Regions from separate parts of the Mus musculus genome. Here all the other regions are linked to region 3. Evidence: chromatin loops called from intact Hi-C (ENCODE). Cell type or tissue: left cerebral cortex. All regions are shown on one strand. Region 1 holds the start of Ddx47 (DEAD box helicase 47). Region 2 overlaps Fam234b (family with sequence similarity 234, member B). Region 3 overlaps Hebp1 (heme binding protein 1). Region 4 has its middle 22 kb from the start of Gprc5a. Region 5 overlaps Emp1 (epithelial membrane protein 1). Region 6 has its middle 21 kb from the start of Ddx47. Region 7 has its middle 15 kb from the start of Ddx47.

Region 1 (4,000 bases), 130 kb after region 3:
CATTTTTTGGCCCTGGCGTTCCCCTGTACTGGGGCATATAAAGTTTGCCTGTCCAGTGGGCCTCTCTTTCCAGTGATGGCCGACTACGGCATCTTTTGATACATATGCAGCTAGAGTCAAGAGCTCCGGGGTACTGGTTAGTTCATAATGTTGCACCTACAGGGTTGCAGATCTCTTTAGCTCCTTGTATACTTTCTCTAGCTCCTCCATTGGGGGTCCTGTGATCCATCCAATAGCTGACTCTGAGCATCCACCTATGTGTTTGCTAGGCCCCGGCATAGTCTCACAAGAGACGGCTATATCACGGTCCTTGCACCAAACGCTTGCTAGTGTATGCAATGGTGTCATCGTTTGGAGGCTAATTATGGGTCTCTTGATGGTCCATTGTATGGATTCTTAATTCTCATCTCTTAGAGCTAACAGTCAGGATCTGCCATGCAAATTCAGACAGTAGAGTGCTCTAGGGGTTTAAAACTGTCGTCCCACCATTCATTAACGTCAGTGTCTACCTCCCAAATGGTACAGGCTTGTGCCACCGTGATCACACCTGGCTTTATATTTATTTGAAGCAAGGTCTCTGCCTCCTCGGTGTTAAGAACTCAAGTAGTCCTGCCATACCCAGGGAGAGATTATATCTTTATTTCACTTGGAATTTGACAGCAATAGCTCTTAGAAGCAACACAAAAACTGAATATAATGCCACACTGGCTCTGTACTAGCCTGCATATTTAATTCCAACCTACCTTGCAAGGCCAAAGGAATAGCTTCGATCTGGATCTTGGTGGGCTTTGCCCATCCCAACTGGTCACAAGCTTCACACAATACATCCGTAACACCCTTTGAATTCAGAAAACCATACTTTAGCAAAGAATACATCCTCACCTTTATCAGAGCCATCCTCCTGGTGATACGTAGCCCTTTGCACTTTACATAACTGTACATCTCAGACCCTGCTTTATATGAACACTATGGGACAGCGCCTTGAGACAATTTCTCTTCACCAGGGGCTGCTGTCAACTCTTTGCATGTATTATCTCATTTAACCCGTCAAATCAGTTCCGACCAGTGGCTAGCTATTATTCTACCAAGTGCCTCACGTGTATAAAGTGAGGCGCACACCATAACAACTTGCCTCTTGTAAGGAGGTCACGCGTGACCCTAGATAACATAAGGCTCTACAGTAACTGGGGAGAAAAACAAACGGGGGCTCTCACGACCCAGCGGCATCCTACAAGGCAAATGCACCCGAGGGAGCGTGAAGAGACCCCGAGTTTCTGACAGCCTGAAGATAGCATGAGCTAGGCCCCAAGGTGTTTTTACACACCACCGGCTGGGATATGAAGTACCCAAACCCTGGGTGAGCCTAAACGCCAACATCACAAAATAAATACCAGCATCACCCATTCTCACCAGGTCTTTAAATGTTTTCGTTTCCTCCTCTTCCGCAGCTGTCTGAAGGGCTCCAGAGGGGGAATCGGGTTCCTCGTCCGCCGCCATCTTGCTCGTGGGCTCCGGAAGTGGGGCCGAGGCGCAAGGCGTGCTGGGAAATGTAGGCGATTACTTTCCTAGAGTGTAGGTTCTGAACGCCTCCTGCTGGCGGGTCTGGCGTGGCAGCGCCCCACACAGGAGGGACTTGGAAGAACAGCAATGGCTGGAAGCCTGTGTGCCTAAGGAACTGAGACGATCCCTTCTTGCTGCCCTTTGGGTATCTGCCCTATTTTTTATTTTTTTAAATTGGTTTCTTGAGGCAGGATTTCATTCTGCAACTTCGGCCTTCCAGGGCCTTGGCTGTCTTCCCTTTGGCTTATCACTTTTCTAACTATAGAAATGTAAACACATGGACATCACGATACTATTTATTCATTACTTCATATATTTGACAACTGACAGCCTGCCATATGCTTGGACTGTGCTAGGTGTCTAATGATAGAGCAGGACAGTATCAACTTCCACTGCAAAGAGAAGGCAAACAATACATAGGTAATAATGGGCCACTTTGAATTATGAAAAGTGCTACATAAAAATAGGGGAGCAAAGCTTTGGGAGAAAGAATTGTCAGGATTGCTGCAAGACTGAGAAGGTGTCTCTGAGGCAGTGATATTTGAGCTGGGACCTTACTGATACCAGAAAGGCCGTTCTGAGTTCAGGGGACACCTATTCAAGACTGGCAGATCTGAGCCGAGCGTGGTGGCACACGCCTTTAATCCCAGCGCTTGGGAGGCAGAGGCAGGCAGATTTCTGAAACCCTGTCTCGAAAAAACAAACAAACAAACAAAAAACTGGCAGATCTGTGAATACAAAATTCCTGAGACCCGTGAGATATCTGAACTGCCACCACTTAAGCTAGTGAGGTACAATGTATGTTACATGCCCTGTGCCTGCAAGTGTACCCTAGTGGGGAGGCATTGGCATTCTCAATGTGTGGGGCACACTTTCTGAAACTGAGGCATTAGAGACAATCTGCTATGCTTTTCTTCGTGGTATCCCTTTCTCTGGCAGAGTGTGTTGTTAAAATGTGCGCAGCGCATGTCAAACATACCCTTAAGAGTATTTAGGGCTCCAAGTCCTGAGGCTGTTGTGGGAAAGGCCATAGATTTAAATATAATATAACTAAGATTGGGAGTGGTGGCCCATGCCTTTAATCCCATCACTCAGGAGACAGAGGCAGGTGAATCTCTGTGAAGTGGAGGCCTGCCCGGTCTACATAGCAAGTTCCAGAACAGTCAGGGTTACTTGGTAAGACCCTGTTTCAAATATATATTATATGTGTGTTATATTACAAGTGTGTATGGATGGATGTAACAACCTTCTACTAAAACACAGAGAAGCAGAAACTACACTTGAAGAGGTTTGTGATGATTGCCTGTGGAGGGAGGGGAATTAAGATAAAATGCACAAGTCGGAATTCAGAAACAAAATGACAGAAGATAAAAGAATAAATAGAAAAAGCCAAGGGAGGGGACTATGGTGGTACACTCCCTTAATCACAGAGCTTGGGAGGCAGGGGCAGGCAAATCTCTGAGTTCAAGGCTACCCTGGTCTACAGAGTGAGTTCCAGGACACCCAGGGCTATACAGAAAAACCCTGTCTGGAAAAACAAACAAAAACCATTGCTCTCATTCACCATGATGCTGGTCTTCAGAAAAGAAACTGGGAAAGGAGACTGCCTCAGAGACAAGAGGCGGTCTTTGTTTCCCTGACTCTAGAGACAAAATGGATGTTAAGTATGTGCCACCTGGGTGAAGTGAAACTCAGCAAAGCGTTGGGGTTGGAAACCATGGCAGACCAGAGGGATTTCTCTGACTGTTTCTTTATCAGTGGTTCTCAGCCTTCCTGATGCTACGACCCTTTAATACAGTTCCTCCTGTTGTGGTAACCCCAAAACATAAAACTATTTCATTGCTACTTCATAACTGTAATTTCACTACTGTTATGAATTGTAAATATCTGATATGCAGGATATCTGATATGCAGGATATCTGATATGCAGGATATCTGATATGCAGGATATCTGATATGCAGGATATCTGATACGTGACCCCTGTGAGAAGGTCGTTCAACCCAGAGACATAGGGTTGAGAACCACTGCTTTAGAAAGTGATGGGTTTTTTTCTCCGCACATTCCTGAAGAATAGTCTGCGTCCTTTGGTTTGGTTTGTTTGTTTTTCTTACATTTCACTCCAAGTTAAAAAAAGGAAAGCGCCTTCTGTATAAAATAGGCCATCCCAACATGGATTCTACCAGACAGTCATAGCACACGGTTGGCTGGCAGAAAGCCAAAGGCATTCTGGCTCTCTATTTTGCCCTTCCTGTAACTACCTTCTATTTATTTTATTTTACTTTATTTTATTTTATTTTATTTTATTTTCTCCAGCATCTCATGTAGCACAGTATGTTCTGCCTCAAATTCCCTGTGTATCAGAGGCTGACCTTAAGCTCTTGATCCTCCTGCCTCCACCTTCCAAAGGCAGAGAGGACAAGTGTGCACCACCATGCCTGG
Region 2 (4,000 bases), 88 kb before region 3:
CCATTGCTGCAGAATCAAAGATCACAGCTGCAGAGCCATCAAAGCTCTAAGGGCTTGGCACAAGGCCCTGGTCCGAGGCACCCTTGCTCTCTCTGTGATAGAAGCGTGTCTGCACTCTGCGGGTGGAGAGTCTAGGAGACAGACAGATGAGCACACAGGATAACGAGCCCCCAGCACAACCTCCAGTGTTCCTCACTGCTGTGGAAAGGAACCACAGTATAGGCGGGCAGAGGGAAAACAGTGGTGCGCGACCCTCAGGACCAGAGATAGGCCATCCAGCCGCATCAAGATGGCCAAGCCAGATGAACTTCACCAGGACAGGAAACGGAATCCCTGAAGCTTGGGGCATATCTCAAGAATAATTGTTACAACACTGGGCACACACACACATACAGAGACACACACACATACACAGAGAGACACACAGGGCCTAAGGCAAAACAACATATATCCTGCTTGTAGGTCACTGGCTTTCCCCACAAGGGTTTATAAATTAAAGGTACAAAAAAAAATTAAAACAGCTATAAGATTCACATTTCCAAAGTATCCACACAGAGTTCTCGGGAGAAGGGGTTAGCGTGGGGACGGAAAGGTCGTGAGGTTCCCCAGCTAAGCGGACCATGCTACATCTCAGCTTCAACACGCTGCCGCAGGACAGTGATCCCAAGTGCTGCACAACCCTGAAGTCATCCTCTCTCAAGAGAACTGATGCAGGAGAGACAGGAGCCAGTCCGTCAAGTTGTTCTGAATCCGGAGAATTCCGTTGCACTAGATCTGTAGGGAAGGGGCCATTATTACCCTCTTTAAATGGGATTTCCAAAGCAATGGGAAATCTAAACATGGGAATGTTTCTTCCTTTCCCGGTCTTGTGGTTTAGTTCCAACAGTTTGTGAGTCCCAGGGACTTGGTCCTTCTCAATGACCAAGCTCTTCAACTTTAAACTTGTCCCAGATATTTTTTTAAGGGAAAGGGCTGGTGTTCTCAGCAAGGTAACTGTGTAGTATATAGTTTCTGTAAACCAAAGTTGCATAGACTTGAACATCATTGGTACCCTACCAGGAAGATCTACCCCATCCAGTCATTGGGATGGAAAAACACACACACACACACACAATGCTACATTTCTAAATACCTGAACATCCTACACAGAAGAAAACTAATTTCTAGAACTGTCCACTGATCACTAAACATGTGTCAGGATATGTGTGAGCCTTACACATAGATGTGATTTTAAAAAAAGAATTTTATTTTTAACTAAAAAGTAAAATCTAGTTACCTGGTAGGGAGAATCAACAAACTTTATCCTAGACAGGAATCTTCGCAGTTCCCCACGGCCAATTTTAGGGGTGGTCTCCTTCAGCTGGACCATCTGGCCTTCCATGAGTGCCCAGCGCAGGCTAAGCTTGCTGACCACCAGAGAGGTAGGGTGTCCTTCAGGGCTCATCCCTGTTGTCCTGGTGACATAAAAGGCATCTTTCCAGATGTCGTTGATTCCAACTGAGGAAGGACAAAGACAAGAAGCGGTTAGCGAGAGAGGAGTGGTTCCGTCCAGCAGTGCAGGTCATCATCACGAGCATTTATATGACAGGCACAAGGTCCTACACTCGACTCCCTGCCTTGTCTTTAAAATAGGAATCAGCCGTGCTTGTCTGAAAGGGACATGAGGTTCTTTTTTCCATACAGAGCTTTATTCACTTTATTCAGGCTCACTGGCACCTCCCCTTAACACGCTGTCACTGTGAGCTTCAAACCCAGCCAGCGTTCCTCCACCCCGTTGCTTCGGCTCACTCTGTCTCTTCCTCTGGAGCCACTCTCCTCTCCTCCTCTGCCCAGGGTTTCGGGTAACCATGGTGCTTTACTCTGGAGGACACATAGATGACCAGTATTGTCCTAGCTTGGAAAGCAGCCTTGAACTGGCTCTGTAGCCAAGGAGAAATGAGTTCTCCTGCCTCTACCTCCCCAGTGGTGGGATCAAACCCTGGGCCCCTTGCATTGCTAGGCAAGCACTCTGCCAAGTGTGCTACATCCCCAGCCCGTGGGATTCTTATTTACCATGCTTTATGCAGAAGATGCAAACCAGCTTATTTATATCTCTTACATGGTTCCACAAGCTGACGCCCACCCACTTCCTAACCAGTTGACAGCCTGCACATTCCAGATCAGCTTTTCTGTCCCACGAAGCTCAGGGCATAGAGGACAGGCAGTACTGCTTCACTTCAAGGCGAAGCACTACAAGGAGCAAGTCTACCAGAGGCAACAGTGTGGAAAGGCACAGAGGAGTCAGGTGTAAGGGTGCATACCTGCAATCAAGCACTTGGGAGATAAAGGCAGGAGGGTCGAGGGTTCAAGGCCATCCTCAACTACAGAGCCAGTTTGAGGTCAGCCTGGTCTATATGAGACCTGTCTAACTGTCCCCTCCCCAGCTGGAAGAGAAAGACAGCAGGGAGCTGTGGCTAGACTGGTCTCCCTCCTTGCCCAGCTGAGACTAGCAGACAGTAGTGGCTCAGTTTCCAGGGCTGTGGGTCCCTGAATGGAGTAATTCTAGGATATGCTCTCTAGTCCGCTTTAGAGTTTACTTAGATGCACATGAAGAAGAAGACTCCCCAGCGTTCAGAGTGGTCAGGTTACGGGCGATAACTCTCCTCTGCTTGGTTCTTCTGTTGACTCAGATTTTGACACAATGTGTTTAATATTCACAGAAGTAATAGCTAAATCAATTCCCTAGAAGTAACATTTCTCCATTATAGCCCATACAGTTAACTGCCAATCCTAAACCCCTACAGACGCCTGGCACACAGCGGAGTCCTGGAATGAGGGTACACTTCCCCTCAGCTCTCAGCACATCCACAGAATATGTATTCTCACCCCAGAACTCCGAGAAAGCTCCCCAGCAGTGCCCTGGTTCCAGGGACACCACGGGAAATGATGCTACTGCCTCCTGAAATGCCTTTATCCTTCCCTTGGTGAGCAAGGGTATCACTCAGCCAGGACACTCTTGTGTCACAGGGACTCACCCTCCGAAGCTGTCACTATGCCAGTGGTGTTGCTCAGGTCCAGGAGGATGGAGGGGAAGGCTGGGTGCAGGAGGTAAAGGTGGTAAAGGCCAGGAGGCTCCGCTCCTGAGCTGTCGTCCTGGCAACAGTCACAGAAAAGGAAAACATGGTGACTACACTGGGAACACAGGACACTGTCAGGGGAAGGAGTGGAGCAAAGTTCCGGCCAGACCCTCTCCTGTTCCCAGCTACAGGGACCATACGATTTCACAGAAGCCAAAGCGCAGGTTTATTCCTGACTCTAAACCATTATCCATAGCCAACAATATATAAGGGAGAAAGAGAAGGGAAAAATGAAGGGGTGAGAAAGGGAAATGGGCAAGGAGGGAGGAAGGGAGGGAGGGAGGGAGGGAGGGAGGGAGGGAGGGAGGGAGGGAGGGAGGGAGGGGAAGACAAGGAGGAGGAAGGGAGGTGGAGGGGAGCAGGGGAAGGAGGAGAGGAAGGAAGAGAGGGAGGGAGGGAGGGAGGGAGGGAGGGAGGGAGGGAGGGAGGGAGGAAGGGAGGGAGGGAGGGAGGGAGGGAGGTGGAGGGGAGCAGAGGAAGGAGGAGGGGAAGGAAGAGCGGAGAAGGAGGAGGGGGGGTAAGGGAGAGAATGCTTGCACATGTAAGCAGAAAGGAGGGAGGCAGGGGATAGAATGCAGAGAGGAGAGAGGAGGAAGTCTGTGGAGACGCCTATCTGCAACCTATGGCAGAGCTGGGATTCCCATTCATTCATCCTTACAGCAGGTGAGGCTCTGCAGAGAGAAACGCTATTTCTCAACGGTAGCCAAATATATTTCCTTTCCTTGGATGCCAGACTAACTGCAAGGGGCTGAGGCATAACCAACCCCACAGTGGTCTTGCCTGGCTTGTACAAAGACCTGTGTTTGATGACGGTGGCAAGCACCGGGGTAAATACTGGAAACACCTGACAGTCCCTCAGGGGACCAGACTGACTCAACTGAAGA
Region 3 (4,000 bases):
CACACTAACACGTCCTTTGCCCCTGTGTTGCCTGTAGCCTGTGTTTGGTACTAGAGATGCATTCAGACTGAGGCTTTCAGGTTTGAACCAAGAATCTTTCCTTGCTGTTGAGTCCCACTAGGGACTCCTGTGTCTCTTGGCGCTGAGGCCTGGTAGGGGCTTCTGCGTCTGCTAAGCTCTGCTCCTGTGGAGTTGGCTGGTAAGCTGAGGATGTTCCTGCTTACGTGCCTGTCTCATGGGAGCTCATCAAATGATAGTGTCCTCTGTGTTTGCATCATCCTTCATCAGTTGGCATACTTCAACAAACACAAATCTCGCCTCTTCTCTCAGTTTTACAAAGGTAGAAGCACACAGAGAGAGCAGGAGGCATGGCTCTTTTCCTCTGCTAGTTTTTAGGATTATTGGTTTCTTCCCTTGGTGTCTTCCAAAGGCGGCGATCTTCCTCTCTGGCTTGTTTTGCTTTGGTTTGGTTTTGGTTTTGTTTATGGTTGGTTGCTTGCTTGGTTTAGGTGTTTTGGTTTGTTTTTTACTATCAACAGAAGCACGACTCTGAATATGCTGGCTGCATTGCACTGTTTCGAGCTTGTTCTTTGGGTTTTGTTGTTGTTATTTTGTTCTTCCATTTATCTTTTCTTGGCCTTAAGAAAATCTATTTATGTGGTGCGGTTATAAATACAGGTCTGGGTATGCCATGAAGAGGGTGTGAAGGTCAGAGGGCAGCTTTGGGTGCTAGGCCTCTGTGGTCTCTTTGTTTGAGACAGACCCTCTGTTCCTTGTCCGCTGTCTCCCATCTCCACTTCCTATCACCCCAATAGAGTGCTGACATTACAGATGCTTTGCCTATGTGTCTGGCTTTTATTGTGGGTACTCCAAGTTCAAACGCAGGATCACACGCATGCACTTTTACTTTTGCACCAAGTCATTTCCCCAGCCCCTTCCTCCCTTTTCGAGACAGGGTCTCAGAATCCCACCCTGGCCTCACACTCACTGTGTAGCATGGTCCCCATGCCTCCACCCTCTGAGATCTGGGATTACAGGTGAGCACTAGTGAACCAGGATCTGAGGTTTTTATTCTCTCTGATGCACATATTGTGCCATTTAGGACCAGTAGGAGCCACATTGGTTTCCCATTGATCTCTCAATCTGTTGACACACCTCTCGCCTGCTTTGGCATCTTCCTTATTTTCAAACACATCTTAACATTTCCTGCTCTCAAGCTAGAGTTAACCATTCCTCTAAGACCTGGTTCTTTATGATGAAAAAGGACACCTCAATAAAGGGTAGATTAGGACCAGAGAGATGGCTCAGTAGCTATAAGCGTTAGCCACACAAGCCTGGGAACCTAAGTTCAGTTCCCAGAATCCACATAAAAACACAGATGCAGATCATGTATCTGTGTTCTCAGCCCCCAGTGGTGAGATGGAGCTGGGGACAGGAGAATCATCTGGAAGCTCATAGTCCAGCCTGGGGTACACAGTGAAGTAGCACAAACGAGAGACCCCTGCCTCCACAAAATGGAGGGAGAGAACCAGTTCCCCAGGTTGTCCTCTGGCCTTCACATGTGCACCATGGCACATGCAAGCGTGCACACACACATGCACAACATTCATTAATAAATAAATGTTAAAGGATCGACTAAGGGGCTAGAGAGACGGGTCAGTGGATAGCCTTGTAAACCAGAGGACCTGAGTGTGGATCCTCAGCAGTATGTGAAAAAGAAAAGGCCAGGTGCAGCAATCTGCATGGCCGATCCCAGTGTCAGGGAAGCAGAGACAGGAAGACGGGGGCCCATTGGCCAGGCAGTATAGCAAAATCAGCGAGCCCTGGGTATAGTGAGAGACATCGCAAAAAATAAGATGGAGAGAAATAAGGAAGACACCAGTGTCAACCTCTGGTCTTCACACATGCATGCGTGCACACCACTATATACATGCATGAGCACACAGGGAGCATATATACACACTACACGTAACACACACATAAAGTGAATCCATGGAAGAAAGGGTGGGAGGAAGGGATGGGGAAGGGAACGGAGGAACCATTTGATGAAATCTAAATACACACACATCTACACATCTACAAGCCTAGCACACGGGGAGCTAGACTAGGAAGATGGTGAATTTGAGGCTAGCCTGGGCACATAGGGAAGCCTTGACAAGAACAAACACAAACAAAATGTAGAAGAACCAAATACTGTCTTTATTCAGCCTTGCTCCGTGGGTGAATGTTTTATAACTGAACATCTCATCCTAACTTCCCTTGAGCTTATTCCCCGGGTTGGCCACACGGTGTCACCACAAGTCAAATGTGCAGTTACAGCACTTGGCTCCTGAGTGTCATTGAAAACAAGGTTGGTAACAGAAGGGATCTGTATTTCAAGGAATACAGTGAGAATGCTTGATGGATAAATTCTTTTTCTGCAGCCTAAGAGATGTCTACAGAGAGATTGTACATTAATTAGCAGGACTGTTTAGATAAATAAAATGCCTTAGGGAAAAAAAGATAACACTACCTGAATAGGTCATGTTGTTGTTGCTGCTGCTGCTGCTGCTGCTACTGTTGTTGTTTTAAGTCGTTGTTTGAGACAGGATCTTACTATGTAGCCCTGGCTAGCCTGAAACTCACTGTGTAGGCCAGGCTGACCTGGAATATACAAGAGCTCTGCTGGGATTAAAACTATGCTCCACTGTATATGTATGTATACATCATATACATATACATATACATATACATATACATATACATATACATATACATACACACACACATTTATTTGGTGTGTACATGATGGGGTCAGAATTCAACTTTTAGGAAATGGTTCTCTCTTCCCATCATGTGAGTACCGGGGCTTAAACTCAGGTCTTCTGGCTTGGCAGCAAGCACCTTTACCAGCTGTGCCATCTCACAGGCCCTATGTGAATACCTTGGGGAATAGGATTTTCCTTACACTAAGGCTCGAGGTGATCTTCCAAATGACTGTCCTTCTTTTGCCCACCGAGGTGAGAACTCAGCCCCCACAACTGGATTCTCAGCAGAGACTGGCAATAGATCGTCGAGACTGAGTGATTTAAGGGAGACCGCTGCCGTTTTAATGTAATGACATGTTTGTGGAAGGAAGAGTCGAAGCCAGGGATGGTGCCTCGTGCTGGTAACTCAGCAGTAAGGATCCAGAGGCAGGAGATCCGCCATGAATCTGAAGCCAGCTAGGGCTTCCTATAGTAAGCTCGTAGTATGTGTATCAGTCCAGCCTGGGCTACAGAATGAGACACTATCTCCAAAAATAAAAAAAGGAAAGACTAGAAGGTGGAAGGGCAAGGGGCGTGGCTCAGAGACAGAGAGCTTACTTCGAATGTGCAGGGTCTTTGATTTGCTCCCAAGCAAACCAAACAATGAAGAGAGAGGGAGCTGAGAGCCAGGGCCATGACAGTCAACTTGATGGCATATGACTCATACGGCTTCCATGTCTGTGAGACAGAGATAACAATGCCTAGTTTGTCATAAGGATGAGATAGGATCATATATGTAAATGCCCACTCATCTCCAGGTATGTTGTATTTCCATCTGCCCATATAATCTCGGTATGCTGGACATGACCACTAACGCTGGTGGCCAGGACACCACAGAGCAGAGGTTCTCTACCCTCTTATAGCTCTGGGCTCTGTGCTCAAGGATGTTCCACCCAGTCAGCTCTTGCACTTGTTCAGTAGACATCAATGAGACGCCATCTTCCCTGTGGAATTGAGATGGGCAGTTACTCTAGTTTGGTGCATAGCTGCTGTGTGTGTAGCCGGTTAGTTTTCTCAGCTTGGCACAATCTAAAGTTGCCTGGTGTCTTAGTTGGGGTTACCGTTGCTGTGATGAAACACCGTGACTGAAACCAAGTTGGGGAGGGAAAGGTGTCTTTGGTTTAAGCTTCTGCATTGTAGTCCATCATTGAAGGAAGTCAGAACAGGAACTCAAGCAGGGCAGGAACCTGGAGGCAGGAGCTGATGCAGAGGCC
Region 4 (4,000 bases), 57 kb after region 3:
GAATGGGCAACTCTGTAGGTATTTGGGGAGTTGCAGGGTCAGGCACCAGTGACTTGCTACCCAAACCCAGCCATCTATGGAACATCAGCAGAATCCAGGGAGGCCAAAGCATTATCTGCCCTGAAGACAAAGGGTTCTAGAGCCAGACATGCAGATGCAGGCCTGTAAGGGATACCTGGGAGGCCGGAACAGGAGTCCTGAGAGTGAAAGGCCAGCCTGGGATATGTAGTACCAGGCTAGCCTGGGATACAGCATCAAACCCTGCCTCACACCTGGCTCAGTAAGTAAGTATGCTTGCTATGCAAGCATGAGAACTTATGTTCAAATACCCAAGACCCAAGTAAAACATTGTGGTTACACATGTACCTGTAGCCTCTGCCTTGTCAGGGAAGATCGCCAGGGCTTGCTAGCCTAGCTCTAGCTACAGTGAGAGACCCTGTCTCCAAGAAATAAGGCAGAGGGTGATAGAACAGAAACACTCAGTGTCTCCTTCTGACCTCCATACATGCATATAGGTAGAGGTTCACACACACACACACACACACACATTCCAAAAGCAAGCCAGACATGGTGCTATATACACCTGTGGTCCTACTTCTTGGGAGGCGGAGGTAGAAGGACCTTGCCTACAAAGTGACTTTGAGGCTAACACAAGCTATATAAGATCCTGTCAGAGAGAGGGGGGGGGGGCTCAAGAGCTAAGAACACTGGCTATTCTCACAGAAGACCTGAGTTCCGTTCCCAGCATTCACAAGGCAGCTTACAACTGGTTGTAATTCACCCCTAAAGGACCGGTCCCTTTCTTTCCCTGAGGGCATACATGTGATACACGTACACAGATAAAAGCACGCATATAATAAAACCTTTCATGTAAAAGAAGGAAAAGAAAAGGAAACAGGCAATAGCTCAGCAGGGAGAGATGCAAGTCTGGGCCTGACTTCAGTCTCTAGAACCTGTGTGGTGGGAAGAGAGAAGTGACCTCTACACACATGCACAGGAACCCACACATAATTAATTAATTAGTTAATTAATTGATTGATTAATTAATTGATTGATTAATTAATTAGTTAAAATGTTTAACACACAAAGACAGCAACCTACAAGCTAAAGTCCAGATTCCCCGGTGCTCAGAGGTAAACAGTTAGGATTTTCTGAAGCAACGCTCCATTTGAGGCTGAGGCTGGGATATCAGTGACCATGCAAAACCCTGGCAGCAACAAAAGAAAGTAGTCAGGAAATCAAAAAAGCCCAACAGGGCATTCAGTGCTCAGCAACAGTAAGCCCAGAACGGAAGGAAACACGGAGCGAGTGGGAGGGCGGAGGGGGCTCCTGGATCTCCAGGGCCAGCTTGTACTTCTGGTTTTGACCGAGAGCCAATGTTCTCACCACATAAATACCAGATGACATTCATAAGATCAGTCCGTGAGACGTTACATGTAATGATGCCAGGTTGCGTGCAAACGGGCTGGGAAACCTTGGAGAAGTTCACACACAAAAAAAATAAGGGCAAAGGAGACGGGAAGTGGCTTTAAAGGTTAGGGGAAGGGGCAGCTCTGAGGCACGCCTCCCTCGGTCCTGCTCACAATCTTGTGCCCTCAACCAGAATGGGGCCTTAAGCCAGGAGATGCTGTATTTAGGCTCCCCAGGGTTGAACGCTGAGGTCTTCCTGCCATCTAGTGGAGAAGCCGGGTATGGCAACTTTGGTTCGGAAAGGTGGGACCCTAAGTCTATTTCACACGTGATTAAAAAAAAGAGAGAAGGCTGCTGGGCTTGCGCATTGATTCATCATTAACCGTTTAGTTCAAAGAGTGGCACTTTGCCTCCAGACATCAATCAACTGACACTGGCCAAGGGCCAGCCTGGACTGAGTCTTCGCATTCTACTTTCCTATGGGCGGAGATGAGATTGAAGTCCTCTTCCGTATAGTAATTCTCAAACGTGGAACTTCTAGCCCTTGACGCAAAGAGCTTATAAATGAACAGAAGTGACAACGGGCCATGGGAAAGACCAGCACTTTGCAGAGGCAGTCTTCTGTTACCAGAAAGGGCACGCACTCAGAATGTTGTGACCATCTTTCCACTTGGGGGACCATTTAATCTCTTGGCCAAAGCTCTCCAGAGACAGAGATGGTGCCATTCCCAGGTCCTCCTCGGTGTCTCAACAGCCATAGGTATAGAAACCCTGGCAACGGGCTGGTGAGATGGCTCAGTGGGTTAGAGCACCCGACTGCTCTTCCGAAGGTCCAGAGTTCAAATCCCAGCAACCACATGGTGGCTCACAACCATCCGTAACGAGATCTGACTCCCTCTTCTGGTGTGTCTGAAGACAGCTACAGTGTACTTACATATAATAAATAAATAAATCTTAAAAAAAAAAGAAAAAAAAAAAAAGAAAGAAACCCTGGCAAGGCTCCTCCCTTAACGACAAGATGGGCCCAGAACATTCTATGCCCTTCAGGGGAGGTGGGAGCAGAATGGCCATACCAGCCTCAGCTTCATAGGGTTGGAGGCCACCCTAGGCTCCATGAGACTTTGTCTCAAGAGACATACCTTTAGTCCCAGAGTTCAGGAGACAGAGGCAAGCATATCCCCTTGAGTTTGAGGCCCCCATACAGAGCTAAACACTATCCCCAAAAAGGAGGAGCAGGTAGCAGGTCTTCAGTCTCCTTATCCAGAGGTAATCTGATACCTTCCAGTGAAGAACGAAGAACGGAAGACCTAAGAGCCCGGAAGTTGCTAGTCACGATGACCTTAATTCCCAGTTAGCAGACTGAGGCAGGATGGCCACAAGCCAACGTGGGCTACATGGTGAATTCCAAGTCATCTTGGGCCAGAGAGAGAGAGGAATACACAAGCCTTGCAGGGTCTGTCTCTCTGTCTCTGTCTGTCTCTCTCTGTCTCTGTCTCTGTCTCTGTCTCTCTCTCTCTCTCACACACACACACACACACATACACACACACATCTATCTGCAGTCCTGCTAGGCACACCAACTCCATACAAACTCAGACACAATCCAAAACGCTTCAGGAGGCTACGTGCTTGGCCTGCCCTGGTGGATGGTGCACATAGAGTCATAAGGTCAGAAGCTTCTCCCATGGCTAGCCTGTAGATCTCATCTGTATCCTTTGCAGCAGCCTTTATAACAAATGCAGAGACATTTCCCCGACTCCTGGGAGTCAGTCCTGACAGGAAAGGGTGAGAACACCCAGTTTATAGCAGAGAAATTAGAAACACAGATCTAGCACCCAGGGACCAGACTGATAAACAAGTGATGGTGATCCGTTTGGAATTCTGGGCTCTCTCAATCCATGGGATGTGATATTGTCTCCAGGTAGATGGTGTAAGATTTGAGTTAAATCACAGGTCACTTCCCGGGCTTCCACTGTGATACTGCTGGCTTGATGGTGCAGAGGAAGATCCACACCTTTTGAATTCAGAGCTCCATTGTGTTGATTTTTGTGTTGTGAGATTAAAACATGAATATACATTTAGTGAGGAGTCATGGCACAGGGTCCTTACACTGTAGCCTAAGCTGGGTCTTAAAATCATGGTAGTCTCCCTACCTCAGCCTCCAGAGCATTAGAAAAGTGAGAGCCACCATGCCTGGCTAGGAACATCATGTGTTTAAATACTTGGCCATAGGGAGTGGCACTATTAGGAGGTGTGGCCCTGTTGCAGTAAGCAAGGCCTTGGAGGAAGTGTTTTGCTGTGGGGGTAGGCTTTGAAGTCACCTATGCTCAAGCTACAGCCAGTGTGGCAGACCATCTCCTGCTGCCTCCGGATGGAGATGTAAAACTCTCAGCTTGTTCTCCAGCACCATGTCTGCCTGCACACTGCCATGTTTCTCTGCCATGATAATAATTGATTGAATCTGGGCTGGTGAGATGGCTCAGTGGGTAAGAGCACCCGGTTGCTCTTCCGAAGGTCCAGAGTTCAAATCCCAGCAACCACATGGTGGCTCACAACCATCCCCAACAAGATCTGACTCCCTCTTCTGGAG
Region 5 (4,000 bases), 230 kb before region 3:
TGTAAATAACTCAGGAGGCTCCGGAATTAAAGCTTCCACTCAGATAGCAACTTTGAGACCAATGTAGACTACATGAGACTCCGTCTCAAAACGCAAAAACAGAAACAAAAATGTCTGGGGATCTTAAAACGGCTTAGCAATTAAGAACATTTATAGTTCTTACAAGAGGACTAGAGTGCGGGTCTCAGCGCCTCCACTAGGAGACTCACAACCATGTGTAACTCCAGCCTCAGGGAATCCAACATCTTCTTCACTGGCACTTGTATGTGCATATCCACACACATAGACATACTTTTAAAAATAAATCTTTAAAGAACAACAACAACAAAAAAAAAGATAAGGGAAAACGTCCAGCTGGAAACAACAAAGAAACAGAGGACTACTGCGGAGACAAGAATGAACCTGGGGCCCACAGGCAACCTTCCTCTATACAGAAGGGTCAGATGCAGACCATTAGAACATGCAAAGTCATTCCATGTCAAAATGCAGCATCAAGGGCTCCAAGGCAGAGGCAGCTAAAAGCACAAGGTGTGGCCAAAATGCACATCCCCAGGTTCTCCATCCCTTCTTGCCTGGACCAAGAAAAACAATTCCCTTCTGGAACAGAAGATAATTCTGTCTACACATGCGCAAACCGTGCTGAAACAGGAATCCCTAGCATACCTAATCACCTGATCTCTCAGCCCCCACATCAGAGCTGGTACTGGGTGAATAGGAAGCACATGGTAGCTCTTAATACAGTTTGACGTTTACCACCACACTGTTATCCTGTGAGGATTAGGAGTCTGCTTATAGAATGGCCAAATTACAAGCCTACAGGAGACAGGTTGGGCAGGGGTTATGTCCTATTTCATAACACTTAAACTGGCCTAGCTTGTATTTACACTCTGATGTTTGCAAAACCCCTTCTGTCTGGACTTTAAGACCTATTCACCCTTGTCAATCAACAGAGGAACCCGCCTTTAATACCAGCACTTGGGAAGCTGAGGCAGGCAGATCTCTTAAGATCCAAGCCAGTCTGGTCTACATAGTGAGTTCCAGGACAGCCAGGGCTACACAAATGAACTCTATCTGGAAAACAAAACAAAGCAAACCTTATTCACCCTTTAACCACAGCAAGGACTGTAGTCCACCCTGGAGCACTGTTTGTGTGTCTAATGATTGGCTGTCTTAACTTTAATGTTGTTGGTTGTTGTTGTTGTTTTGGTTGGTTTGGGGTTTTTGGATTTTTGGGTTTTTTTTTTCTTTCGAGCAGGGTTTCTCTCTGTAGTTTTCTGGCTATACTGAAACTTGCTACATAGACCCGGCTGACCTTTACTCACTGCCTCCCAAGTGGTACTAAAGGCGGAAGCCAACACACCCGGCAAAATGTGTAGCTCTGGCTGGCCTCAAACTCATGGTCCTCTCTCTTGCCTCTGCCTTCTTCATGCAAATCCTACCATCACAATGGGCTAGCTGGCTGCCTTGACTTCTAAGTTCAAGAAACTGGCTCATTTTGTCTAAGACAATACAAAGTGGGTGCTAAAAATGACCACTAGGGGTCAGAGTAGCCCCGGGTTCCGAGAGCAAAGACAGACTAGCGATCTCCGTAGAAGATCGTTTTATTTGATTCACGGGACACCAAGTTAATCCTACCAAATTCCATTTCACACACCTATTTCCACACAAAACTTGAATTTGTCAACCTCATAACCAAAGCAGTGTCCTTATTCTCTGATGTCTATCTATCTATCAGGAATCTGCGATCTAGCGCATGAGCAGATATTGTTAACCTGAGCACAGGGAGAGTCTGTCCCACGAGGGCGTCTTTGCCCTTCTGCCTGAACTGCACTTCTATTTTCTTCTACTTCCTCCTCTAGAGGAGACACGCCCATCCTCCAAACGCACCTCAGTGTCCACCTCCCGTGGAGAGGATTCTTCTCAAAGCTGAACCTCCCAACACCCCTAGAGGAATCACTTGTGGACTCTCGCCTTTTACACTTTGGTTATTTCTTCCCGATCTATGAGTATGTGTTTGTTTGTTTGTTTGTTTGTTTGTTTGTTTGTTTTCCCCTCACAGCTATTCAAGAAGTTCTCTGCTCTGTGATTTAACACTCCCAGCTCCCGTTTTTGTTTGTTTGTTTTTTAACCTTTTACCAAACTATTCCTAAGATCCTTCCTGGGATGAGGAAACAGGGGGCTGGGACTCACGTTGGCAATGGTGGAGACAAACAGCATAATGGCAGTGGCAATGTGGACCACAAAGAGACCAGCCAGTAGCACCAACATCTTGGCTTTTTGGTGACTTCTGAGTAGAGAATTCTGAAAACAAAAGACGGGGGAGACAGAAAGGTTATTGTCACAGTCAGTAAGACGCATCCCACCTTCTCATTTCAGGATCTCTGTTGACACAAGAAAGTGTGACAATTTTTAAAATTTAAAATTACATCAAAATGTTCTAAAACCTGATTGATACACATACCCAAATGCTTACTCATCTGTGTATAGACAAGTACTTCTGTTTTGCTCCCACATGTTTATAGATTCATCTCTTTAATATAATGAATATTCTACAGATATAATGAGTATAATTACAGAATATAATATTCATTATATTAAGAAGCGCATGGTATGCTTTATAGCAGCTGCTAATGTTTTGTTTGTGATTGACAGGCCAAAAATGTCAGGCTTTGAGTTTTTGGAAGATTTTTGTCACCTCCAGAACTCTGCAGCAGCATGCATGCCCGGTTTCCATTTGCATGAGGAAAGCATCAGTGCTCCAGCAAAATGCTCACCCAGCAAACTGAATAGAAACAATGAGTTCTGCAGCACACGCCACTATTACTCAACGGCCATAGAGCAAATTGGCTACTAATTTGATCCCGGATGAGACGTAAAATAAGAGAGACACAACTTCTGTTATTACAGTGCTCTTTGGCACCCAATAGTGTGACAACCTAATTACTGGGTAATGGCCCGGCCACTTACTGATTTAGCATTCCAGACTAATATTTGCAACACCTGAGCCTTTGGCCCTGCGTGCCTCTTGGTGGGGATGCTGTTATGGGTCTAGGGCGATGTTAGATTTCCTGCGGTTCAACATGACAGCTCTGGGGCTCCAGAAGTGTAAAGCTTGAGATAACACCAGATGTGCTTTTTGCTGGTGTGTGGTGTTTATGCAACTTCAGTCATTCAAGACCCATCCCCAAAGACAAACAGATGTATGAATCACCCTTCGGAAGAGTTGAACTAATATAAATTAACAATGTGCATGGATAAACAAAAGTTCTCAGCCACAATCTCAACAGAGACCACTGATCATAAAATCTAGAAGCTAAAGGAAGCGTAAGAGGGCACACATGGGGCAGCCGTGCATACCCTCTGTGTCACACCTATGACAGATGCAGAGTCAGCTCAGAGAGACATCAAAGGGAAAGGACTTGGAGGTGGGGGAGGTATTCACCCTCTAGGCAGGGAGTGTGTGAGGATGCACCAACCATAGAGGAGATGCTGTGTGCATCCTGCAATTGCTTGTTCCCCACCCCCCTCCACCTGATTTAATTGATGCTTTGTCTGTGCCTAAGCCACTTTCAAGCTACACTAGGTATTTATTAGAACACCGATACTATCATTATTCTGACATTCTGCGTGTCTTTTATCTCCTCTCGCTTTCTCATTAGCTACTCAAAACCAAACGTGATCTACTGCACGCCTGGGTTCTTGGCTCTTTGTACACACTGGTTTCTACTCTCCAAAAAAAATCCTCTTCCCCACTGGCTGCTTCCCTCCAACGGTGAGGGAGGCAGGCAGAGAATGTTCTCAATTTAACTGTGAATGGCAAAACCCGATGCCATTTTCCTGCTGCCTCTGGGGAGAGCCTGTGAATCCTCTCTCCCAACTTTCAAGTTCACTGCTGCTTTTCTGTGGTTCTCGCCTACCTCCGTAACTTCCCCCTTGGCTTTCATGTGTGGAGAAAAGGATTTGTTTTACTGTTTTGTTTTTTGAGTTAGAAGTTGACTTA
Region 6 (4,000 bases), 110 kb after region 3:
ACAAAGGCATTTATCAGAAAGACCTTTGTTGATACAATGGGTTCTGTCTCTGCACAACGTGGCAGGCTTGGATATAGCAGCCTTCTGTGTTTAAGTTTGTCTCGGCCGATGGTCAAGTCTAAAGACACATCCCAGAATGCTCGAGCCTCCATGATGATCTCATTCCATACGTATGGTTTTTATCTTCACTGTTTTAGCTTCTTCCTTCTTCAAGTTAGACATAATCTCAACCTAAATTCAGCCCTACGTCTGCTGGAGCTATTACCTAACCTAAGTATCGGGCTGACTGTGTGCAGCGATGTGCCTTACAAAAATGGCAGACCCCAAAGGCAACGAGTCTGCAGGAAGCCAGGCATGATGGTGCGCATGCGTAGTCCGAGGTTGAAGCGGGATTGCTGCCTCAAGTTTTGAGGCCATCCTCAGGTACATTGCAAGATACTATCAATCAAACAATCAATCACCAATCAATAAACCATCTGCTCTTTGTAGAGTTCTACCATCTTGAGTCAGTTTTGTGGGTTGTAGGCTTTTTGCTGTTGTCTTTTTGAGAGTCAGGGTCTTACCATATAGACCAGGCTAGTCTCAAACTTGCCGTCTTCCTGTCCTCAGCCTCCCTAGTGCTGGGATTACAGGTATGGATCACTATGGCCAGCTTACATTCAAGTTTAGCATGTGAATTTTTATTATAAACTTAGCAGAGTCTGGGTTTCCAAATTTAATATCCTAAATAGCAGTTCACCGGTATCATGATCTTGATTTAAAGGTGGGGGCTGGGGTCTCAGTGATTAAGAGGACTTTATTCTCTTAAAGTGATTAAGAGGACTTTATTCTCTTAAAGAGGACCTGGGTTCAATTCCCAGCAGCCAAATGGTAATTCACAACTGGCTGTAATGCCAGCTTCCGTAAAAAGGGGGAGGGGAGGGGGAGGAGAGGGGGAGGGAGAGGGAGAGAGAGAAGGCATTGAATTTGATCCATCTTCAATAAAAGAAAGAAAAGGGGGGAGAGGAATGGGGAGGGAGGGTGGGAGGCCCATTTTCATAATGTGAACTATGGATGTGGTTGCTGACCACATTAGCCCCCTAAGAGCCACAGCAATGAAGTCAGACAGGTTCTAGGCGGCACCTTCCCCAGGGTTTTTGGGCTCTGAACTCCATTGCACCCAGAAGCTAGTGACTCTGTCTTACCTCTGTGCTTTGTTCAATATTTTGTGCATTTTGGCACGGGATAAAAGTTAAATTGGGAACGCTCCATGTGGCCCCATGGCATTTATTTTGGCTTCCACCTTACAGGATGCATCCTCATCTCAGAGCGGACTCAAAACCCAAGGATAAAAGGGAGATGGAGCCAAGCCACTGGACTTCGGGCTGGCAAAGTTTGACGATAGAAACGGGCATTGTAACTTTATTGTAGAGAGCAATTCCAAGGGAAAGCCAGAGGGTCACGTGGTACAGGCAGACAGCAAATCCAGGCCGAACTTCAATCCCCTCAAGTCTCCAGTTTACAGTGAGTGGAGAGGGAGAGGCTGCCAATTTCACTGAAACTATCAAGTGAGTTTGATTTCGTCTTTTAAAGAGTGTGCTGGGCATGGTGGTTTATGCCGTTAAGCCCTGTATCCAGGAGATAGAGGCGAGCAGATCTCTATAAGTAGCAGGCCAGTCTGTCTGAGAACTACACAGAAAATGGAAAGGAGGAAATTTTAAGAAGTGATAGTACCAGCTGAGTGGTAAAACTGGAGTGGGGTTGGGGCTCAGCACAACTCAGGGAGTAAAAGCAGTTGCTGACCAAGCCTTACAACTGGAGTTGGATCCCTCAGAATCCAAGGTAAAAGGAGACAACAGATCCCTAAAACTTGTTCTTAGATTTGTGCCACAACACGTACATGTACACGGCCTCATATACATGAATGCACATACGTGCGCACATGCACACAGTTACACATACACTTGCACACAAGTACACATGCACACACTTACACACATTCTCATGCATTCTGGTTGGATGTCATCCACTCTGTCCTGCATCAGGCTTGGACTTCAAGGAGTGAGATGTAAAGAAGGCTGTAAGGTGTGCAGAGATTAACCCCACTGACTCCAGAGGAAACAGCTTATCACTTCTAATTACAGTCTCCTTATCAGGGAAGTTCTCCAGGGTGGGTGGTTTAGACTGGCAGCAAAGGTAGAATTATGGAATGGGCCAAGGAGATCATCTTGCAAAAAATATGGCATGCGGGACATCCCTTAAGCTTTGTTGTCATGGTAAGAGTGGGTAGCAAGAAAGGAGACCAAAGCAGGCTCTTTCTTCTTTTCAGTTTTTGTTTTTGTTTGTTTGTTTGTGACAGAGTTTCGCTATGCCCTGGAGCTCATTAGATAGACCAGGCTAGTCCCAAATTCATAGAGATTTGCTTGCCTCAGCCTGCTAGGATTAAAGGCGTGTGCTACACATTTTTGGTTGATTTACTTGTTTATTATTTTTGAAATGGTGCCTGATTAAGCCTTTGCACTTGCAAGCCTACTGCCTCCACCTCTTGAGTAACCAAGATTACAGTCCTGTATCACTAGACCTGACTAGGAATAAACGCTTAGTGTTCACAGCATGGGGGAAACTCAGAATAATAACCTTAGTTAATTATTTAAACATATATGCCATATAATCCCACCACTTAATAACACTCTGAGGATGCAAACTCACATGCTAAGTTGACAAGCCTGTCAAGCCAGGTGTCGTGATGGGCATCTGTTGTTGCAAAAATGTGGGAGGAGGGTCAGAGGTCAAGGTCATCCTCACCTAAATATCAGGTTAAAGGTAAACATAAAAGGCAACCAGTCAGTCTCTGCATGAGCAGATCGAGGTTTCCCAGGAAGAAGTGGGATCGAGAAAGGAAGGAGGAAGGTGTTAAAAGGAACAGAAAGAATCATTTGGGGGGATGGCTCAGCTTCTCAGCATGGAAAGAGGGTCTTAGGTGCATAAGCACATCACATATGCATCAAACTGTACATATTTAATATGTGTAGTTCATGTATGTACTTGAACCCTCAGTAAATATTTAAGAAGTTATGTAATAAAAAAAGAGAAGAGGAGAGATGAAAAGGCAGATTAATTTCCCATGAGAAAAAAAAAATCTACAATGAAAATGGCTAAAATCAAAAACCCTGACAGGAGGCAGCAAAGTGGCTCAGCAGGTAACGGTGCCTGCCAAGCCCGATTTTTTGAGTTTGAGCCTCAGTGTCTCCTACAAGCAGGGATTGGTTCTCTCCCTCCACAGAAGGAACACAGGGATTGAACTCAAATTGTCAGGGGTCCTCAGCAAGCACTTTTACCCACTGAGCTATCTCACCAGCCCTCGAGTCTGTAATTTATAAACTATAAAGCCTCATTAGAATTAAACTTAACCTCAGAACGAAATATAACACGAATCGTTTAAAAGACTTGTCTGCTGGATGTGGTGGCACACTCCCCGGCCCCCGGCCTCCCAGAATCAAAGGGGCTGAAGAATTGTGAACCCAAGGCCATCTATGTCTTCATAAAGAGTTCCAAGGTGAGCCTGGGCTACGAGAGATGAGACCCCGTCTCAATAAATATGCAAACAAGCATATAAGTAAATGGCTGTGTCCAGATTTTCTCTCTGGCCTCCATCCCTATTCAGTGTAACTATTTCTTGTTTAATGTATATGGGTATTTTCCTGTGTGTACATATGTGCACCACATGCATGCCTGGTGGCCATAGAGGCCAGAAGAGAGCATCGGATGGGTCGGATCCCCTGGGGCTGGACTTACAGTCAGTTGTGCCCCACCGTGTGGATGTTGGGAAGTGAACCCAGGTCCTCTGGAAGGGCAGTCATTGTTCCTACCTGCTGAGGCATCTCTCCAGCCCTCAGTGTAACTTTGATTTTCAGCACTAGGGATCGGACACAGGGCTTCACCATGCTAGCTTTACCACTGAGTTACGTCTCTCAACATTTTCACACACTCCCTATTCCTACATATTTATTGTAGTTATTAC
Region 7 (4,000 bases), 120 kb after region 3:
CTACACACACTCCTCTTGCCTTGGCTTTCTGAGTACTGGGATTAAAGGACTGAGCTCTCCACCCACTCCCTGAACCCTCATCCTCTGAAATCCACGAAAACCAACAAACGCCAACAGAAGCCTTGGTTCAACTCTATTAGCGGCAACTCTCGGCTCCCTATATGATTCTTGAATCTCCTTGGGAAAATTCAAAGAAGTAAACACAGAATAAGGGGTGACCAAGAAGGAGTATCACAAACAAGCTTTTCAGAAGTTTCCTCAAAAACTGAGTCATGGCCTCCAGCAAGGGAAATGATGGGTGTCAGGACCCAAGAGTGCCAAGACCCAGCAGGCTGGCCACAACCTCATTGTTCGCCATCGTGTGTCTAAAACAACCCTGACTGAGTTAAGAAAAACGTGGCAATCAAGAAAACTTGTCATGGTCTCTGCTCTCTTGACTCACTGAAAATCACAAGGAGAGCATTGGCTTGAAGGTGGCACTGGGTTTAATAGCCTGGACTGGCGAGTTTCTGAGATGTCAGGCAGCAAGGTAGAGTCACCAGAGGACTCATCTTCAGAGAATGGAGGGGAAAGAGCCAGTGTTCAAGGCTGGGAGGTAAAATAATATATATGTACACACACATATCTGTATATATATACTTTTTATAAATTTATAAAGATATATATAAAACACTTTGTCTCTGTTCTGTAACACACTCTCTCTCTCTCTCTCTCTCTCTCTCTCTCTCTCTCTCTCATCTCTATCTCTGGGGTGGTATGGTGTGTGTGGGTATAAGGGTATGTGTTTTGAACATGGGAAGGCTCACTCGTGTGTGTGTGTGTGTGTGTGTGTGTGTGTGTGTGTGTGTGTGTGTGTGTAGGCCAGAGGTCAACATCCAGTGTCTTCCTTGATTGCTCTTCCTATCATATGGGTCTCAAGGACCAAGCTCAGATAGTTAGGCTTGGCAGAAAGCTCCTTTACCCACTAAATCACCCCACAAGCCCACAACCATATTTTTTTGTTTTTGAGACAGAGTTTCTCATTGAACCTAGAGTTCACCAATTGACTACACTGACTGGCTAGAGAGTCCCAGATGTCCAGCCTCCCTTCCCAAGTGCTGTGATCACAGGCACAGGCCACCACACCAACTGTTCATGAGTTCCGGGGATCTGAACTCAGGCCCTCCTACTTGTACAGCAAGCACTTCAGCAGCTGAGACGTCTGTCCAGCCTCTCATTTTCTTTTTAATGCCAGGAATCAAACCCAGAGCCACGTGCATGTAAACACAGCCTTTGCCATTGAGCTATGCCCTCAGGCCCACAGCCCAATATTGCTGACCATCATGCCTGACTGCTGCTATCATTCTTTTGGATGGAGGACAAGTCCCCATCACTTTGGGCCAAAGACAAAAAGAATAAGTGACTCACTAGCTCCCTGGCACCAAGCCATGAGATAACATGGACAAGTGAAAGCTATGGACTGGCCTGGATGAGGGTACAGCAAAACAGAGGGATATATCGTGAAAGAGGATTCAAGACCCTGAACAACTTACTCTCATACACACTGTGCATTGGGAAGGAAATGCCTGTATTCCCAGGCTCCAGACTGGAGGGGGAGAACCAGGAGTTGGTGACCTATCAATACCTAGATAGGCAGGGGAGACTTTAGCACAAATGGAAAGCTAGCACAGATAGGGACCAGGGAACAGAGCAAGGCTGCATTTTATACAGCATTTAGTTCTCCCAGTCCTAGAGTCTGGGTAACCCAGAGATCCCTGCACACAAAAGGCAAGCTCTCTACCTGTGAGGAAACACCCCAGGCCTGGCCTGGCAGTCCTGTTAAAGACTATCACCCTTCAGATACCTATAGGTACTTCTCATACCTGCCCTGATTGCTACCCCTTAGTCACTGCAGGCCACACAAGAGTACACTGTGTGCCCTTTGATTCTGCACTGCACCCCAGTCACTGCTCACTAGTAACTATTTTTTCCCACAGAGGAAGTGAGGGCGAGCATTTCCCCCTTCTGCCATCTACCGGTGAAAACGAAGATGTTCTGTTATCCTCTCTTAATGGTTGCCCATTGGAAACTAAGTTGGCATCTGAAAGCTTATAGGCATAACACTCATTTGTTATGTGGAGCACATTTAAGGAAATGCAATACTGCCACCACTGGCTGATTCCTTTCGTTCAGTAAGTGCTTGTTGAGTGTATAATGTGAAATGCATACAAAAGACACACATACACATCATATAAGGACTGAGATTTGGAATCAAATTTGGTTTTGTTTTTTTGGTTTGTGTATGTGCTTTTGTTTGGGTCTTTTGACCTAAAATTTTTTTGCATCTATTTATCAGAGGTAGGGTGGAAACTATCACAGGATGTTAAGAGATTAAGAGGAAGTTCTGTGAGTCAGTTCTCTCATTATATGAGTCCTGGGGGGATCAATCTCAGGTCCTCAGGTTTAGTAGCAAGTGCCTTTACCTGCTGAGCCACCTCACTGGCTCTGTTTTCCAAAAGATGGGGTTTCCACGTAGCCCAGGCTGGCTCCAAACTACCTACGCAGCTGATGCTGGCCTTGAACTCCTGATCTTCCTGCTTCTTCCTCCTAAAATCTGAGATTACTGGTATCAGATGAACAGATGGCTGTAAGCAGACGAAAGCTCTACCATGGTTTGAGAATGGCCCCCAATGCATGGAGGTGTTTGGGAAGAATTAGGCGGCGTGTCCTTGTTGCAACAGGTGTGTCACTGGAGGTAAACTTGGAGGCTTCGAACGCCCATTCCAGGCCTAATCTCCTTCGTTCTGCCTCCTGTTTGTGGATCAGATCTAAGCACTTAGCTACTGCCATGTTCCCTAGCTTGATGATCATGGCATAATCCCGAAACTATAAGCAAGCCCCCAATAAATGCTTCCTTTTATATGATGTCTCCTCACAGCAACAAAGTCTCTAAGACAAGCTCCAGCGGTATCAACAGGTATGAGGGTCCTACAGACTGTGTGGCCTCCAGCTGAGCATGTTCTTGTCTTCAATCATGGCCCAGAGCTCTTGTCTACTTAGGTGTGACTGTTTGGCGATACTTCCCAGACCTCAAGTTTCTGCAGTTATTTTTAGCTGTAGTTTTAGTGCATTCTTGAGACAGGTGAGGCATAAAGAATGTAGGTGTGGGTCACCCTTGAATCTCCAGTGCTTGGGCTGAGTCTCTTGTCATTCCAGCCCAAGAGTGACTCACACCCTTTTATTATCTGCCCCAAGGCTAGGTTTCACCTCAAGAACTCTGGATTAGAATTGCCACAGCCTAGTCTCTAATTTCTTTTTTGAGGACATGCCTTCTTCATGCTTTGTCACCTGCTTCTGATAAGGTGGATTCCTTCATTTGCTGTAACCAACACCACTGCCCTCTGGTTCTTTCTGGTCCCATTTCCCAGAGCTGAGGCACTTGGCAACTGGCATCAGATGTAGGGGATAGATAGCTCAGAGACAGGAAGCTACTTGGAAAGCTCTCTGGCTCTCATCCAGACATCTGTGAAGAGTCAGGCAAATTCTGGGGTGTTTGTTGCATTTTTATAAGACCAAGAATAATAAAATGATCTAGTTGAGTCTTGGACCCTCAGAGTAACAACTGAGCTACACCTCCAAGCCTGGCACAACGGGTTATGTATATGGACGTACTAGTTCTCCTGTGTGCACCTGTGTGTTCATGTATATGTAGAAGCCAGAGGTCAACGTCTGGCGTCTTCCTCAACCACTCTTTAAATCTCTCCAAAATTATGCATATATCTCAGCTCCATGAACCACTGCTTAGCAGAAGTTCAGGCTGGAACACTCCCCAGATTTTTATTGAGCCCTCAGACACGTCCCCAATCCAATTTTAATTTGCTTCTGAAGTTCTTCACAGGGAGACAATGTTACCCATCAGCTGTCCACTGATGCAAAATAAAGTCACCACCACAGTCACGTTGGAGAAGCCTATCAGGAAAGCATGACTGGTTAGAAAATGAGCCCCAAGGGTGCCCAACTC

What was found. Hi-C counts contacts between places; a loop is a spot of excess contacts. Peaks named below come from ENCODE experiments on the same cell type or tissue, not always from the same donor. Only the 100,000 strongest peaks of a DNase experiment are listed, where the experiment ranks them.
Region 1: it touches region 3 in a loop (4-fold over the local background); 22 of 42 quality-filtered maps call a loop at or near these places.
Region 2: it touches region 3 in a loop (2.4-fold over the local background); 20 of 42 quality-filtered maps call a loop at or near these places.
Region 4: a loop joins it to region 3, with 9 times the contacts of the local background. A loop is called at or near these places in 31 of 42 quality-filtered maps.
Region 5: it touches region 3 in a loop (5-fold over the local background); 30 of 42 quality-filtered maps call a loop at or near these places.
Region 6: a loop joins it to region 3, with 3 times the contacts of the local background. A loop is called at or near these places in 22 of 42 quality-filtered maps.
Region 7: a loop joins it to region 3, with 8 times the contacts of the local background. A loop is called at or near these places in 23 of 42 quality-filtered maps.

The regions. Positions count from the first base shown.
Region 1 is chr6:135,009,139-135,013,138 of GRCm38, reverse strand. Ddx47 (DEAD box helicase 47) reads right to left here and starts at 1,527. Exons shown (of 12, transcript NM_026360.3): 1 at 1,411-1,527; 2 at 744-837. The coding sequence starts at 1,497. In left cerebral cortex, a CTCF peak has its summit at 1,608 (motif pointing left); a DNase peak (open chromatin) is centred at 1,573; H3K4me3 peaks cover 1,252 bases; H3K27ac peaks cover 637 bases.
Region 2 is chr6:135,230,753-135,234,752 of GRCm38, reverse strand. Fam234b (family with sequence similarity 234, member B) reads right to left here. Exons shown (of 13, transcript NM_028982.4): 11 at 3,015-3,132; 12 at 1,277-1,497; 13 at 1-774. The coding sequence ends at 769. Among named protein-coding and RNA genes, the nearest start is that of Gsg1, 22 kb to the left of the region's middle. In left cerebral cortex, no CTCF peak of the experiment used is centred here; DNase peaks (open chromatin) are centred at 1,791 and 2,108; H3K27ac peaks cover 1,630 bases.
Region 3 is chr6:135,143,011-135,147,010 of GRCm38, reverse strand. All of the region lies in intron 3 of Hebp1 (heme binding protein 1), which reads left to right. Among named protein-coding and RNA genes, the nearest start is that of Gm22881, 3.6 kb to the left of the region's middle. In left cerebral cortex, a CTCF peak has its summit at 2,284 (motif pointing right); a DNase peak (open chromatin) is centred at 2,274; H3K27ac peaks cover 519 bases.
Region 4 is chr6:135,085,594-135,089,593 of GRCm38, reverse strand. No RefSeq gene overlaps it. Among named protein-coding and RNA genes, the nearest start is that of Gprc5a, 22 kb to the right of the region's middle. In left cerebral cortex, a CTCF peak has its summit at 1,679 (motif pointing left); DNase peaks (open chromatin) are centred at 1,396 and 1,670; H3K4me3 peaks cover 247 bases.
Region 5 is chr6:135,375,479-135,379,478 of GRCm38, reverse strand. Emp1 (epithelial membrane protein 1) reads right to left here. Exons shown (of 5, transcript NM_010128.4): 2 at 2,191-2,301. The coding sequence starts at 2,268. Among named protein-coding and RNA genes, the nearest start is that of Emp1, 15 kb to the right of the region's middle. In left cerebral cortex, a CTCF peak has its summit at 1,536 (motif pointing right); a DNase peak (open chromatin) is centred at 1,540; H3K4me3 peaks cover 304 bases.
Region 6 is chr6:135,030,457-135,034,456 of GRCm38, reverse strand. No RefSeq gene overlaps it. Among named protein-coding and RNA genes, the nearest start is that of Ddx47, 21 kb to the right of the region's middle. In left cerebral cortex, no CTCF peak of the experiment used is centred here; no DNase peak of the experiment used is centred here.
Region 7 is chr6:135,024,398-135,028,397 of GRCm38, reverse strand. No RefSeq gene overlaps it. Among named protein-coding and RNA genes, the nearest start is that of Ddx47, 15 kb to the right of the region's middle. In left cerebral cortex, a CTCF peak has its summit at 2,031 (motif pointing left); DNase peaks (open chromatin) are centred at 2,072 and 3,491.